2 separate regions of the Mus musculus genome follow, and region 1 is linked to region 2. Evidence: chromatin loops called from intact Hi-C (ENCODE). Cell type or tissue: left cerebral cortex. All regions are shown on one strand. Each heading gives the region's core, and the rest is flanking DNA. Links, peaks and the distances in the headings are about the cores only. Region 1 overlaps Gm31340 (a long non-coding RNA gene). Region 2 has its middle 45 kb from the start of Gm46508.

Region 1 (8,336 bases), core at 44-8,043, 170 kb before region 2:
TTGATCTCTAATGGATTAATTAGCAAAGGCTTCTTTTGGAAGCATGCACAAATACTACACACACACATTATATATTACATGTAATGCTTGTAAACTGGAATTATAAAATATGTACAGATGAGACAATCAAAACAGAAGCAGTTAAAAATCTTGCCCATGATCATATCATTAGTATTAATCAAAGAAGGTTTTTGCAGGCATCTTGCTAACTACCTCTTAACTGTGTTTATACCCGATTGGTTAGTACTGTTCTCAACCTTGGTTAGACGGTTTACAGTGGGTAGCTACCAATGCAGAGAGTCGAAACTCACAACTAATCAGAGTGTTGAGATCAAGTGACTATTGAGTACTTATCCCTGAATGAGACATTTATGTCAAACTCCACCCACTCCTGCACGACTCAGGGGAGGTAAAAGGAATTCCAGAGCCCAAGGATGAAGAGGGGTGCTATGAGAAGCTGTCTTCCAGACATGATGTGGCTGTTGTGTTCATGAACTCACAGTAGCTATGGTTACCTGCACAAGACCACACCAGTCAATAATCTTACCATGATGGGGTGAGATTCATGAGACCCCACGCTCAAAGAGCTATTTGCAATTGATGGCTTCAGGGTATGGGGAGGGTCACTTTTTTCTAGGTGTGTAGCATCTGGTAGATTGCCTATGCTCATGCAATGAGGACTGATTGGACTTAATGGGTTAAGAAAAAAGATGACAAGAAGGTAGGAGGAGTAGGTGCTGGTGGGGTCTGGGTGAGGGAGGAATTGTGGGTTGATATGATCAATATACATTGTATATGTATAAAATTGTTGAAGAAGAAGCAAACCACATTTAAGCCAGGTTTTAAGAATGAAACTGACTCCAGTATTCATTACCTGTATTTGCTATGGGCTGTTCCTAGTAGATTTGCTAAGACGCTGTGATCCCACCCAACTGCATGGGTATACAAAGTTTCTGTGCCATTCAGTTGCCTCTGGCCATGACAGTTACCTGTGGCCGTAACAGTTGCCTCTGCCCCACCCTCTTCTTCTCACCTTCCACCACAACTATGAGCTGTACAAACTGTTACTGTGGTCCAAATAAGCTCCAACATGGGCAGTGTCAGGAAGCCACCTGGAAAATTACTTCCTGATGGGTTAACATTGTGTATGTAGAAACCACAGGACTGACCTGTGCAAAGCGCCCTTCTTCGTTTTTCAGTTCTTGTTTTGTTTTTTAGATTAAAAAAGACTAGACTAAAAGGTCACCGTCTGGGAGTGAGAAAGTCAAGAGAGCTGACTGTCTTAGAGAAACTTATCAAGTTCATTAGGACAAATGTCCTTAGGTACAGACTACTTTAGTCACTGAAATTATGAAAGTCAGCATGGCCACGATCAGGCAATGACGGTCTAAGACAGTGGTTTTTAACCCGTGGGTCATGACCCCATTGGAGATGCATTTCAGATATACTGTATATCTGATATTTACATTACAATTCATAACACTAGCAAAATTGCAGTTATGAAGTAGCAATGAAATACTTTTATAGTAGGGAGTCACCACAACACAAGGCACTGTATTAAACAGTTGCACCAATAGGAAGGTTCAGAACTACTGGTCTAGAAAAAGGGTCGGTAACCATAGTTAGACTAGTTAGCCAAATCTGGCCTATAGCCTGTCTTTAAATAGAGTCAAGAGGGGAAAAGCCTTTTGAAAAACTTGTAAAGAAAACAAAGATTATAGTCCTTAAATATTTGTTGCCTGTCCCTTTAAAAAATAAGCTTGGCTGGGTGGTGGTGGCACATGCCTTTAATCACAGCACTTGGGAGGCAGAGGCAGGCGGATTTCTGAGTTTGAGGCCAGCCTGGTCTGCAGAGTGAGTTCCAGGACAGCCAGGGCTACACAGAGAAACCCTGTTTCAAAAACAAAAAAAACAAACAAACAAAACCAAAAACAAAACAGAAAAAAACAAATAAAAAATAAGTTTGCCATTTACCCCTGGTCTAGAACTCACCTGTGGGTTAAATGACAACTATGGATCAGCACCTGTCAGAGCAGTGGTTGAAAGTATTTCAACACCACACCAGCCTCGCTTGCGATTGGGTGGTCTTTGGGTAATTCTCTAATACAGAAGTGCCTTTTCCTGTGGGAACAATTTCTCAGTACTGAGTTTGAAAAAAAGGAATAAAAATTATCTACTTTCCCATTTTAAAATTAGCTATATCTTCAGGTACCCTGTGAACTGTTGGTAGGAAGATTTGATAGAACGAAGAGCTGTAAAAAAAAATGTTTTCAAGATGAATCATAGAGGATTTTAATTACAAAAAAAAATGAAAGAAAGCAATCAGTCCATGCCTACTACGCATCAGGGGCATTCAGACCGATGGAAGCAGAAGGGACACTTAAGTCTCTGTCTTCTAGGTGGCACACTAGCTCTCTAAAAGCCCTGAGGGTTTCCTGAAGCAGAGCACCTGGTATGTGCCCCGCAATGCTTCTTTTTTGACACTGAGCATAATGAATCTGGGAATATTCTAGGTGGGGAGGCCCAAATGCAGAGCCCTAATTGGTACCTGGTTCCTCCTGTGATCTATAAAGTATCAGATAAGAGGGTTGCAGGGCTCTTCCAGCCCTAGCCGTCCTGAGTTATTTATGAGAAATGACGTGAATGAATCTGGGAGAGAAAAGGAATCCGGGGTATGCAACTCAATGCATCCGGCTTGTCCAGCTTTCCTAAGATCGGAGGTCAAGGAAAAGAGAAAGAATTTGGTTAGATGTGATTAACAGAGGACCAGGACGTGGTGCAAAGAACTGTCAATACCAATGTTACAGTCACTCCACTTAAAGCTGCCATCACTGCCACCACCAACTAAAGGCATATAAATACTAGATACACGTTTAACAGCTTTAAAATAGCTAGTCTGAACAGACAGCTGAGGCAACACCCAAGTGATGGAAACAACAACAACAAAAAAAGGATGTTCAAAATCAGCAAGGCGAGCTCTAACTGACATGCCAGGGGAAGACCGAGGAAGAACGTGGCCTTGATGTGGACACCACAGTAAATTTAGCCTGCAGGCCGGCCAGGCAGGAGCTGAGATTGCTGTTTAGAAGTGGTGCTCTCAAAAACCTTTCTAGAATTCAAAAAGGGAACTAGAACTTTATCTACTGCTCAGCAAAGCAGCAGGAGTCAAATTGCCTGGGCTCTGGCTAGGAAACTATATATAGCCATCTTATAAAAGCTGCAGGTCAGGATCTGGAGTGAGAGCTTAGCTTATCTGCATTTGGCAAGAATCTGAAGCAAGGAATTAGCAGAATCCCTGGTCCATGACCAGTAGAAGCCATGGTAATCTGGGGAGAAACAAGCACATAGAAAGTAAGACTTTACTCACAGTCCAGGGTACACAGGTAAAAACCAATGAGAGGGTTATAATTAAAATCACTAACCAAGGGATTTTTTTTCTTCTAAGAAGAAAGCGTCACCTGAGGAATACCAAATGGCAGAGAAGCACCTGAAAAAATGTTCAGCATCCTTAAACATCAGGGAAATGCAAATCAAGACAACCCTGAGATTCCATCTCGCACCAGTCAGAATGGCTAAGATCAAAAATTCAGGTGACAGCAGATGCTGGTGAGGATGTGGAGAAAGAGGAACACTCCTCCATTGTTGGTGGGATTGCAAACTTGTACAACCACTTTGGAAATCAGTCTGGCGGTTCCTCAGAAAATTGGACATAGTACTACCTGAAGATCCAGCAATACCTCTCCTGGGCATATACCCAGAAGATGTTCCAACCAGTAAGAAGGACACATGCTCTACTATGTTCATAGCAGCCTTATTTATAATAGCCAGAAGCTGAAAAGAACCCAGATGCCCCTCAACAGAGGAATGGATACAGAAAATGTGGTACATTTACACAATGGAGTACTACTCAGCTATTAAAAAGAATGAATTTATGAAGTTCCTAGGCAAATAGATGGACCTGGAGGGCATCATCCTGAGTGAGGTAACCCAATCACAAAGGAACTCACATGATATGTACTCACTGATAAGTGGATATTAGCCCAGAAATTTAGAATACCCAAGATACAAGATACAATTTGCAAAACACACAAAACTCAAGAAGAACGAAGACCAAAGTATGGACACTTTGCCCCTTCTTAGAATTGGGAACAAAACACCCATGGAAGGAGTTACAGAGACAAAGTTTGGAGCTGAGACGAAAGGATGGAGCATCTAGAGACTGCCATATCTGGGAATCCATCCCATAATCAGCCTCCAAAAGCTGACGCCATTGCACACACTAGCAAGATTTTGTTGAAAGGACCCTGATATAGCTGTCTCTTGTGAGGCTATGCCGGGGCCTAGCAAACACAGAAGTGGGTGCTCACAGTCAGCTATTGGATGGATCACAGGGCCCCCAATGGAGGAGCTAGAGAAAGTACCCAAGGAGCTAAAGGGATCTGCAACCCTATAGGTGGAACAACAATATGAACTAACCAGTAACCCCCGGAGCTCTTGACTCTAGCTGCATATGTATCAGAAGATGGCCTAGTTGGCCATCAGTGGAAAGAGAGGCCCATTGATCTTGCAAACTTTATATGCCCCAGTACAGGGGAACACCAGGGCCAAGAAGTGGGAGTGGGTGGGTAGGGGACTGGGAGGGGAGGGTATGGGGGACTTTTGGGGTAGCATTGGAAATGTAAATGAGGAAAATACCTAATTAAAATAAAAAAAGAAGAAAAAATCATGTGGTGCATACATGGTATATGCACACATCTACATGAACAAGAACACTGTATATCTTCAATATGTCACATATGAACACATATCTTTACCTACCGAGTTTTATGTTTCCTTCACTTTCTTAATTTTCTTTCTCACTCTTTCTGTTACCCATCTCTCAAAAACTAAGCAAAACCAAATCCAAGCAAAAAAAAAAAAAAAAAAAAAAAAAAGAAGGCATCAAGGTCTGAAAGTATTAGGGAACACACACATAAGCAAATACTTATCCCAAGGACTAGAAATAATAATAGCAAGAATAGCTGAAAATATACCACAAGGTAAATACAACTGCATCGAGGTAATAAAATATTTTAGAATAAAACAATAAGAAGATGGGGCTTTTAAAATGTAAGAGACAATGGAACATGCAAACAGCCCTTGCAGCCAAGACCAAGAGCCCACATGGTGGCAATTGTCCTCTGATTTTCCGTATGCATCATGACATACAGGTATGTTCGTGTCTCACTCACACACAATAAATTCATAGATCTTTAACAAGTTAAAAAAAAAAGATTTGAAGAGCAATCCAGTGTAACTTTGAGTACTGAAAAACCTAATTGTTAATATTCAAATTTATATTAAATGTGAACTATATACACCTAAGAAGTAGTAAACTGGGGAAACTTGAGGTAGCCGGCCAGAATGAAACGTGAGGAGACAGCGACACAAAAAATATCTAAGAGAGATTGAAAGACACAGACTTTCATCTGATTAAATTCCAACTGAGATCGAATACAAATTCCACAAACAAATGCTGGAGAGGAAATGAGAAACACTTCAAAAGGAAAATGGCTGGTAATTTCCCAGAGTTGAAGTAATGTCCCAAGGATTACCACACTATACACTGGAAACAGATTTTTAACCAAATAAAAGCTCTTAAAAGTATAGGGAAAGCTCTTGCTTTCTTGCTCTCCCTCTGTCCTTTTGCCCCTTACCTCCTCTCTCCCCATTCCTCCCGCACTCTCCACGTGCTCATGGCCAACCTCTCCTCCTCCTGCCCCCTGCCTTTCTCTGTCTCTATTACCCTCTCAATCCCTCTCCCCATGTCCTGAATAAACTCTATTCTACTATATGTATATATGAGAGAGAGAGAGAGAGAGAGAGAGAGAGAGAGAGAGAGAGAGAGAGAGAGAGAGAGAGAGAGAGAGAGTTAACCGTAGAAGAAAAGACAGCAGTTTGGCTACCCACAGAATTATCGCTAGACTGGCAAAGTTTCTCATATACCCATAAAACTATTGTTTCAGAAGAAGGGTCAAATACCTTTCAAAAACAAGATTTTTATAAGAAATTACCATTGACATCCAGATCTGAAAAACATATATTTATTTGCTGGACTTCGAAGGTTGGGACCATAGCAGGGTAAATCAGGAGAGAGAAAGGTGGGAAATAAATCAGTAAGCATTGGCTTCAAAAAACAGCAAAAAGAGGTGACGAGGCAACCCAAGGGCAGCAAATTAAAACAACAGGGGGAAAATTACATTATCAGAGAGGGGAAAGCAAAGATATATTGAATAAACAGTGAACTAAACATGGTAGAACTTTTGTTGAATTTATTAAAATACTTGAGATAGAAGGGATCTTTTAAGCCAACAGAAGACAAAAATTTAACCAATAATATAATGAAATCAAGAAACACAATAAAAGTTAGAAATGAGAGAAGGAAGGAAGGAGAGGTGAGGAGAGGACATAGCAAGGAATTTTGGAAACCCTGCGGGGTATCATATTCTAAGTTTTATTCCAGGATCAAATGATCATCCTATTTTGAGCATTTTGAGAAACATCCATGCTGTCTTACACACTGGCCTAGCCACTTTCATTACCATCTGTAGTGTTCCTTTACAACTATGAATTTCTCCAAATCCTCCTGAATGCTTACCGTCTTATTTTCACAGGAGCCACTCCCACGGGGTGATTTGGCTCTCACTGTGTGACCATAGAGTGCCTTCCTCTGATGCTGAGAGAGGTGGAACATTTCCCCCCAGGGATCTATCATTCCCTTTTATGTCTTCTTTTGAGAAATGTCTATCCAAATATCTGAGCCATTTTCCAATCTGTTTTTTTTTTTTCGGGAACTTGATTGTGTTGAGTAATATATGTTGAGTAATATAAAATTACACAATATTGTTGTGTAATTCCTTACACATTTTTGGATATTAACTCCTGATCAACAAATAGTTTTCAAGTTTTATGTCCCACTTTGCATATTGTTTCTTTGCTTTGCTGTTTGTTACCTCCGCTGTGCAGAAACAAGTAGAAATCTACAAAAAGGAAATGAAATTAGTATGGATAAGAGATCTCTGCACCTGCATTCCCACATACACTAGAGCACAGTTCATAATTTATAAGGCACAGAATTAGTTTAAGTGTTCACGGTCAGATGAAAGCCTAAAGAAAATACCATACCAAACACACACAGAGAGAGAGAGAGAGAGAGAGAGAAAGAGGGAGAGAGAGAGAGAGAGAGAGAGAGAGAGAGAGAGAGAGAAACTACTACTGAGCTGTTCAAAAGAATTGTCTATTGCAACAATGTTGAACCTGAAGGGCATTATATTAAATATGTCAAATGCAGATAAAGCTTGACCTCATGCAAGTAGAATCTATTAAATTGTTTTCATACAAGTAGGGAAAAGAGTGAACTGTCAGATAATGGAGGGATGTAGAAGGCAGATGGAAAGAGGCTGGTAAACAGATACAAAGTTCATTCAAGTGAGGGTAATAACTTCACTGTTCTCTTGCACAGTAAGAAGATATAAACAATGATGTACTTTATATTGTAAACTAGCTGGAACAGAATTGTTAAAATAATCTTATAACAAAGAAATAAAAAGAACATGAGGTGATAACCTTTATTAGTCATTTAACAACAGCATATGTGAGTGATAAGGATACCAATTATTATATGCCAACTCTTTAAAGAGTCTAAATTCTTAGTCCCTGCTGAGGCTGGGTGCCACCTGCTGGTGATGGTCTATCTACTTTAGCTTGAATGCAACTAAGTTTCTGAGTCTGGCACCTAGTTGGACATCTGTGCACCTCAGTTGCCTGACAGTTCACCTCTGCCCAGCCTTCCATCATCTGGATGGAGAATGAGCACATTAACACACTGGGTAAGAATAACATTCTTTTTTTTTGGGGGGGGGGGAGGTTTGTCGGTCCAAGATTTGTTACATTAAAAAAGAATGGATGCTGAAATATAAGTGCCATTCAATCCAAAAAGTAAATAATTGAAAGTCTAGCTGACATAAAGTATAATAAAGGAAATAACAATGGTAAGCAAAGACTTAAGATATCAAAAAATAATAGAGGATATGTACGCCTATCTGAAGATTTGAAGATAGGAGCCTCAGATGAGATAGAACATGCAATATTGATCTTTCTAGGTCTGGGTTACCTCACTCAATATGGTCATCTCTAGTTATATTCATTGACTAGCAAAGTTCACGACTTCATTTTTCTTTATAGCTGAATAGTATTCCATAGTACATATGTACCACGTATAGATTATCCATTTTCAGTTGAAGGACATTGAAGTGGTTTCCATTCCTAGATATTGTAAGTAGAGAAGCAACGGACAT
Region 2 (8,336 bases), core at 38-8,037:
TTTAAAACTCCCACATCTAGAATTTCCTACAGTTTCTTTGTCCTGGTAATATTATCACTGATTATGTCCTTGTAAATCTTGTGGCCACCATTTAAAAGCCTGATGAATCACTTTTGAGGCTCCACGCAACTGTCTTAAATAAATTAAATGGTGTTTAGCTTATCTGTACTTGAAGTACTTTAAAGCTGGCATCTGCTTCTCTCTCTCACTCTCCTCTTCTCTTCCCCCATCCCCTCTCCATCCCTACTCCACATAGAACATTCTCTGTAACCCATTAAAATACAGACATGTCTCTGGCATTGCTTTTAAGAGATAGCACATTTTCCCCTTTACTTGAGGGTGTCTTTTAGAAAAGTACCTATGTGTCTGCCCTATTGTCCTGTTCAAACGTGACCAATTTTCCAGGAGCTGTAAAGAGGGAAATGGGGAATTTTTTTTTTTCAAAATCTTTTCCAGATTCCAAATGGCAGTCATTCCACAAAAGCCCCTACATTAAGCCAGGTATGATGGCGTGGGAAGCAGGGTCCAACTGGGACAGCAGAAGGAACAAGTAGAGACACTGTCTCCCACCTAGGAGATGGTGGGTCCATAGCCGATTTCAAGACCGCCATCAATCTAATGGGAAATGGCATCAGGTGGCAACTTAGGAGCGCTTTCTCTAACTGTGTAAGTTTGGGGAAATTTATTGAGTCCTGAAAATGCCCAGACAGGAGCTTGGAGACATAGCCATTGCAAGAGAAAATAAAAACCATTTAGAATCAGCTCAGCTGGGAGCACTGAGCTGATCAAAACGGTCTCGGCCAGGAACACCTATCTGAAGACTACCACCCAGAGCCACTGCATTCAAACAACAGGATCCCAAAGCCGGCTTGCTTTTAAACCTAGGAGAACTATGCCAAACAAACAGAAAGCACAGCTGTCCTAAGGAAAATGTCACGCCAGGCATAGTAAACTTATGCCTGTCCTTATACTTCAGCAGGTTGAGGCCAAAGTACCACAAGATTGAAACCAGTTAGGACTACCTAATGAGATCATGTCTCAACCTGAGAGAGAGAAAGGGGTGGGGAGAAAAAAGAGAGAGAGAGAAATGTTTCCTGAAACTTAAAGACCTTCAGATGTTGTTTAATCCCAAATCTGGACCCAATTGGTTAATCTATGTCATAATATACCTGACTTCTCAATCGGCTTGCAAAAGTCGCTGGACCTCGGTGATCCCTTCTGTACCTGTGGAGGTCAGATAAAGTCGCCATCCCCAAACCAGCTTTCTCATTGAGTTACCATGTTAAAAGGAATGCTCATGAAGTGAGCGCTAGTTAAATGGCACATAAAGAAGTTCAACTTCTTTATCTCGGATGTATGTAATTATTCACTTTGCAGAAGTGGTAAATGAATAAACGGGACACATATACATCATTTATATACATGTGTGTTCATCAAATTCTCAGCTCAGTTCTTGGCACTCTGGACGGCTCTTGAAATGTTTATAACGAAACGGGCCAGTGAAGACAGAGAGGCTTCGCGGTCCGCAGATGTGATGGATGGATGGAAGCAAGCCCGCGAGAAGCTGCAAGAACTGCTGTCTTCTGGGAGGGAGGCTGGAAACCAGACTCTCCGAAATCTGACAGAGCTCTTCTGGAGGGGCTCCGGGCGCTGCACCGGGGCAGAGCAGATTCCCCTGCCAGTGTCTGCGATGCTTTTGTCAGTGCTGGCTCTCTCTCAGCAGCCCTGCGCTGCATGGTGGTTTTGTGAAGCGCATAATTCGACACTCCGGGGAGACCACCCAGCTTCCTCTCCCAGAGTCTCCCAGGGAACAAAACTGTCCCTCTGTGTGCCAGTGACCTCCCCCTCTGCCGGCCCCCTTCCCACTGCTGTCCCCCACCCCCACCTCCCAGCCAAGGGGAAATGGAAAAGCCAGTCAAACCTTCCCTGGTGGGAACCAGGAGATTTGCTACTAAAGCAGCCCAGAGAGGAGGCCACTCTAAGCCTGGGATACTGCTGCCACCCTGTGGCAAGGACCTCCCGACCCAGAGCGGCCCACACCGTATAAACCACCCAACATTCTCTAGAAACTCCTCAATGATGGGCTCCAGGAGGGCTGTGGAACGAGAAACAGCTCAGAAGCCCGAATGAAAAGTGAACTTGAGTAAGTCCGTGTCTGCGGTGTGATTCCCAGTGTGTAGGACGGGATGGATAGTAACTGGGAACTTACAGGAAAGGCTAGTTCCCCAGGCCCCATCCAGGGCTCTGGAAGGTAGAACCCAGCAGTGTGCTTTAACAAGACTGTTGCGCGCCAAGGTTTTAGAACGTCTGATCCAGAGTCTGAAAAGGCAAGGACCACGAAGCTAACCACCAGCGTCCTTATCTCTTCTTCTCTGGCCCTAAACCTCCCCATGTCTCTCTTCGTGCATTTTAATTTCCTAGGATTGTGGCAGAATAGATACAAAACAAAGGAAAAGTCACCGATGTGCATACATGCTTACTGGTTCAAAGACTTACTGATGCTTTAATTAAAATTTAATTTTTTAAATTTAATTTAAAAATAAATTTATTGCTGGGCAGTGGTGGCACATGCCTTTAATCCCAGCATTTGGGAGGCAGAGGCAGTCAGATTTCTGAGTTCAAGGCTAGCCTGGTCTACAAAGTGAATTCCAAGACAGCCAGGGCTATACAGAAAAACCCTGTCTCGAAAAAATAAAAAATAAAAATAATAATAATAAAATAAATTTATTATTTGAGGTAATAAAATTTTTTGTCGTACCACTCAACCCATCGAGAAAACTCAGATCCTTCATTTATTTGCCAGGTATTTATGGAGTGTCAACCTTATCTCAGGCACATTAATGTGCACTGTAGATAAACCTACCCCTCCCTCCACCACCACCCCCACTCCAGAGCTCTATTTTATTCAGGTGTAAAATAGATTTTCGAAGACTAAACTATGTCACCTCCAATGTTTGTATATTGGAACTCAACCCCAGTGAACATGTATTTGGAGAGAGAGCAAGCTCAGAGCAAAGGCCACGTGTCTGAAAGCCAGAAAAGACCAGCTCAGAGGTCAAACATGCGGGTGCGCCAAGGGCTTTCGGCCCCCAGACTGTGACCAATAACTGTGTGTCCTTTAAGCTGCCCAGTCCGTGCTGTTGTGTTAAGGCAGCCCAAGCAGATTAAGATGTAGGACAGGTATAGTCAATGATGGGAAGCACACCAGTGCAGGGTGACGTTCGGAGAGGAACTAGAGAACTTTAAGGACGGGGTAGTCAGGGAGGCTACCCGGGCAAGTCTCCTGTAAAAGATCTTAAGGAAGTAAGGCACCAGCCTTGGATTCATAGGAAAGAAAAGGCTGGTGGTAAAACACCTCAGGTGGGCATTGGTGGGCTTCCCCGGGGGAGGCAAAGTACCACAAGGAGGCAGTGTGGCAGAATGGGGGATGGAGCCAGACAAGGACCAAGGGTCCACTTGAGAGGGTCTTACAAATCACATAGGAGAAGAGGGCTTTAGTCTCGGCGTGCCGGGTTGCCTCCAGCAATGTAAGGGTTAAGAGATCTTTCCTTTAGATTCGAATGTGTTCCTGTCAAAGTTTACACATTGGCATCACAGTGATAGTGAGCAGTGGGCCTTTAAGATGTGAAGATGGGACTTCTTCATGGACAGTGGCTGGAAAAAAAAAAAAAAGGCGGCTCCGTGCAGCCTTCTGTTCCCAATACTCCAGCCTTCCACCATGTGAGGACAGCGTTCTCCCGATCCAGAAAACGAATTCCTCACCTAACCACAGAACCTTTATCTTCATTTCTCTAGCCAGTAGCATTGTGGGAAAGTAAATTCTTGCGCCTTATGCCCCAGTGCAGGGCATGTGATTGTAGTGGGACTAAGACGATATGTAACTCATCTGCTTATCCTCCGGTGTGCAATCCCTCCCGGGTAACGCAGCCGCTTCCTATTAAGATGGTTGGCACCCTGTGTCTCTTGGTGTCCCCGCCCCCTCTTCTCCCCTCTACATTCTTCAATCTGCTCCCGCTGACCTATCGACACAGGGCCCCATGAGACTTCCAGTTTCTCAACCTGTCCTTCGCATTTCACAGGAATAAGAAAAGTTCAGATGTGCCAGTTATGCCCTCTGCTGGTCAGGGCGCAAAAGGCAATCAGGAAATGAGGTCGGGGTAGACCGTATCTTCAGCGACTCCCCTTATGTCAGCCTTTCTTTCTCCAGCCGTGCCCACAGCTGGCAAGACTGGGTTTGGCATTGCCCACTTCTCCTTTTGCATAAGAACCCTGCGGTCTGGCTTATGATAAGAAAGAAGGGAAATGAGGGAATTTAGCAAATGGGATTCCTTTGTAATATATGCTCTCAAGCCTCTTGCCTTGAGACGAGATCCTATTGTGAGAACCAAAAACCTGAGTACTGTCAATTTCTCTCTACTGTAATTATTCCAATTTTTTCAGGCAAATAAGTAGCCTTGGCTGGCTTGGCTGAGAGTATTCTGACAAGTAAAAGGGAAAATTACATCAGCTCGCCTTCAAATATTATGTCAGTGTTATAGAAAAAAAAAATCAAGGCCTGGCAGTAGAGAATTCTTCTCTGGGGTTCTTTTTTCATACAAGTTTTTCAAAAGCTCATCCCCTGCTTCCTATTTCTCCCTTGGAGATTTATTCATCTATGAAACTCAAACCATTCGAGCCTTTTATGTCTGGCTGAGTTTTGCCTCTATAATTTATTCCACATAGATTTCCCCCCTTGAAATTGCAGCCTGTGCCAGCAGGTCACCCAGGACTTCCTGCCCTTCAGAGGCCCCATAAGATAAAAGGGTAAAAGCCCTCACTGGAGAGAGAGATGGGCCACCCTAGAAGTCAGATGCTGAAGGGGCTTGGCCCCAACTTCTAGCTCTGGCTCACGCCACGCCTGCATCCTGTCTGGTTCTTTCCTCATGAAAACCTAAGTGAGGAGAGAGGTGGCCCCACATAAAGTTAGCAGGCGTCTTCTCCAAGATCAAGGAAAACTTTGATAGAGTTGGGAAGAAAGCCAGTAACCATTGGCTTCCTGTCCTGATGGGAAGGCAGAGACGGCATCTCCAACCCGAATCCCACTGTGCAGAGGAACATCAAGGGTCCATCTTTGGAGAATGAAAAACTCCCTTACCCATCAGCTTCTGCTCACATTCTGCTCCCACCCAGTGCTCGCTGTGAGCTCCCGAGGCAAGGAGTCACTCCTGGTAGTTACATCTGTGCTCGGACTGTGTAGCCTGAAGCTCCAGAGCTTTTTTTTCTTTTGAAATTTTATCTGTCCATCCATCTATCCATCCATCTATCTATCTATCTATCTATCTATCTATCTATCTATCTATCTATCTACCTATCTATCATCTATCCATTGGAAAAGATATGTGTGGAGGTCAGAGGACAGCTATGAGAGTCAGATCTCTCCTCCCACTATCCAGGTTCCAGGTACTCAACTCAAGTCATCCAGCTTGACAGCAAATGTTTTTACCCACCAAGCCATCTCTCCAGCCCTAGTCTCCTCTCTCTACACACTGTATTACCTGCACGTGTGGCCTCACATCTCTGTACCCAGCATTGCCTCCTCCTCTGGGGAATTAGAATCAAAGAAGTTTACAGAACCTTAATCAACACACTTTTGGTTCATGCCCAGCACCTACAGTGCTGAAAAAAATTAGAACTTTATTAGGGCTGAGATTAAGCCGAATACCATACACCAGTCTGGGCGCAGGACTCTGTGTGGTTACACCACTTCCGAAAGCTCAGGAGCCCAACAGACGTTTCCCACAGTTAGCACACGTGTCCACGCTAAAGTGTTGCCCTCCTGAGTTTCGTCACCCATGGCTGTGTCTGCAGAGGAAGCAGTGCCACCACAGGATGGCAGCAAATCATCACCATTGTGCTCCCTGGCTCTAAAGCCACATCAGTCTGTGGAAGTGGGTAATTTAGTAATAAAAGCAAGACAGGTCCAGGGAGTCAATGCTCTGGTGAGGAAGATTATGCAGAAATACATCACAAGAAAACAGGGACACAAATCAACACTCAGAAAAGCTGGTGTGCAAACAAGCAAACAAAAACAAAACAAACAAACAAAAAACACCCCACCTTACCTAAGCTCCAATAAAACAATCCTAGGTTCCTGGTGTCGATACTCCAGATGTCCCCATCACCCAAGATTCCCTAGTGATAATCATCTGGGCAAAACATCTGGTCTACCAGTTCCAGGCTCATGATAACTATGCACTAACTCATCAATACTGCTTGTTAGACAAGCACAGATCCTATCAGGGAAAACAATGTAGCAATGATATTCATGTGGTGATTACAAGCGGAGGGTGAGACAGGGCATCCAAGGGAACAACACTACGGGCCAGGTCTGTCTTCATCCCTCCACATCTCTATGGAGTAGTTAATCCAGTGTGCTGCCCCAAGCATCATGACACACAGACTACACAGTAGGACTACCCCATGCCTACGTGTTTCTGGCCTATGTTTTTGGTACTCAGTCTTCCTTGCACATTAGAAATGCCCTTGTTTCGTTAAGTTATAATGTTCTCTTGTTATGTATAGCATAAAAACTTCACATACAGAAGAGGGAAGAATGTGCTAAAAGTCTTAAATATGTCAACATCTCACAAAGAAACCTGTAAATAGACCTTAATTTATTTACTTACCTATGAAAAAGTGGAGGCTTAGAGGATACATAGTTTATTCGAGGTAAAGTCTCTATTTAAACCATGTCTATATCTAAAGCAGGTGTTCCCCTGCTATGGCCTACTCTAACCCTGGAAGCTAACTGGTCTGGAGGTTTGGAGGTTAATGGACCCCAGATAGCGCGTTTAAATGACAGGATCTGAAGTCACACACATGAAAACTCCAGTTTGACAACTCTTCGTTACATGTATGTGCTTTCACTCTAAGCAACAGTTCACAAGTCACAAGTTTAAAGCTTTACTTCCAAGCATTTGCTGACCAATAGCTAATAGCCTATCAATAATTTTCCATGTAATGAACAGCAAGAACTTGAGGACCTTTCAGTTTCCAGAACTCATGGCTTTCCAAGGTTCATCTTTTAGAGGCAGGTTCTTCAAGGAGTAATGTTGTGGATTTTAAAAAGCCAAATGCTTTCCTACCACATATTTGGAAAATTTAGTTCAGAGTTCTGTTGGTGTGGTCTTCTGGTCTATTGCCCAGAAAAGCATCACACACTCTGACAAATTTGAATATGGTCACCTGTAAGAAAGAGGCTTGCTTTATCTGCTCAATGAGGACCTGAGTGCATTCTGGAACTAACACCCTGGAGCAACTCCTGTCAGCACTGACATCTGGTGGCTGTGGAAAGGAAAGCACAGGCCCAGGGAACCCCCTTGGCAACAGAATTCTCTATGTCCCTCCTCCTCCTCCAAGAGTACCTAGCTTCTTCATGCAGCTGGACTCAGCAATGCCACTTAGAGTCAGGATCATCTCCTGTCCTGTGTTCCTGAGACATCACAATGAGAAAAAACAATCTATAGTATAATCAGGGTATCTTATTTTGTTTACTCTCTAATAGCTCCTCCAATGTTAAGTTCCATATACCTTTCAACACTTCTAATACACTTACTAAGCACTGGGCTCTTCCTGTGTATACTTCATGAAGCCCCATTAGACGCTACCTTGTCATTACTCTCATCTCTAGGTGAGGAAGCTGAGTCTGGCTTACTCTCAGTTGTAGAGTGAACAGATGGTGAACTTGGAGTTACATCCAGGAAAGTCTGATGCTACAGTCTTCGGCCTTAGCCAGTCTCTTTCCTGTGATTTCAGCCTCCCAGATGCGATGAAGACACTGTGCAGTCTCTGTCCACACAAATCCTTCTCCACCTGGCAGCTGATGGTATCTGCTGTGACCAGGCCAAGCTAGTAAGAGAGGCCCACTCGGCCCATAGGAATACTCCATAACCCTATCGTAAGTCGTAACAAAGAAGGACCTTGTCCCAGGCTTCTCTTAGCATATTTTCTGGCCAGTGGGTAAAGGCAAAGACAATACTGGTGCTAGTAAGGTTCTAAATACTGTGGCACAGTGCTGACATGGGTTTCTGTCACCATTGATTTAAACCACAATCCCAGCTCCAGGATAAACCCCACATTCCTATAGAATTGCATAGCCTTCATTCTGGACCCCTCCCTACTCATCTGTATCCCCAACCCAAGGGGGCAACAGGCACTGGGCTCTCTGAATCCCAGGCTGACACACCCGTGTTTGCATCACTGCCCACTCCAGCTACCCATTCCCAAACACTACCCGTCCTCTACCTGGTCATCCACTTCTGAGGGCAGCAGGTCCCTCAGGAAGTCTTCACAGATCC

What was found. Peaks named below come from ENCODE experiments on the same cell type or tissue, not always from the same donor. Only the 100,000 strongest peaks of a DNase experiment are listed, where the experiment ranks them.
Region 1: a loop joins it to region 2, with 2.7 times the contacts of the local background. A loop is called at or near these places in 5 of 42 quality-filtered maps.

What each region holds. Positions count from the first base shown.
Region 1 is chr15:8,796,600-8,804,935 of GRCm38, reverse strand. The region is part of intron 2 of Gm31340 (a long non-coding RNA gene); the gene reads right to left. Among named protein-coding and RNA genes, the nearest start is that of Gm31340, 90 kb to the right of the region's middle. In left cerebral cortex, for the core only: a CTCF peak has its summit at 7,716 (motif pointing left); DNase peaks (open chromatin) are centred at 3,050 and 7,713.
Region 2 is chr15:8,623,060-8,631,395 of GRCm38, reverse strand. No RefSeq gene overlaps it. Among named protein-coding and RNA genes, the nearest start is that of Gm46508, 45 kb to the right of the region's middle. In left cerebral cortex, for the core only: CTCF peaks have their summits at 2,009 (motif pointing left), 4,120 (motif pointing left), 5,856 (motif pointing right), 7,297 (motif pointing left) and 1 weaker place; DNase peaks (open chromatin) are centred at 4,060, 5,856, 7,335, 7,738 and 3 more places; H3K4me3 peaks cover 1,372 bases; H3K27ac peaks cover 303 bases.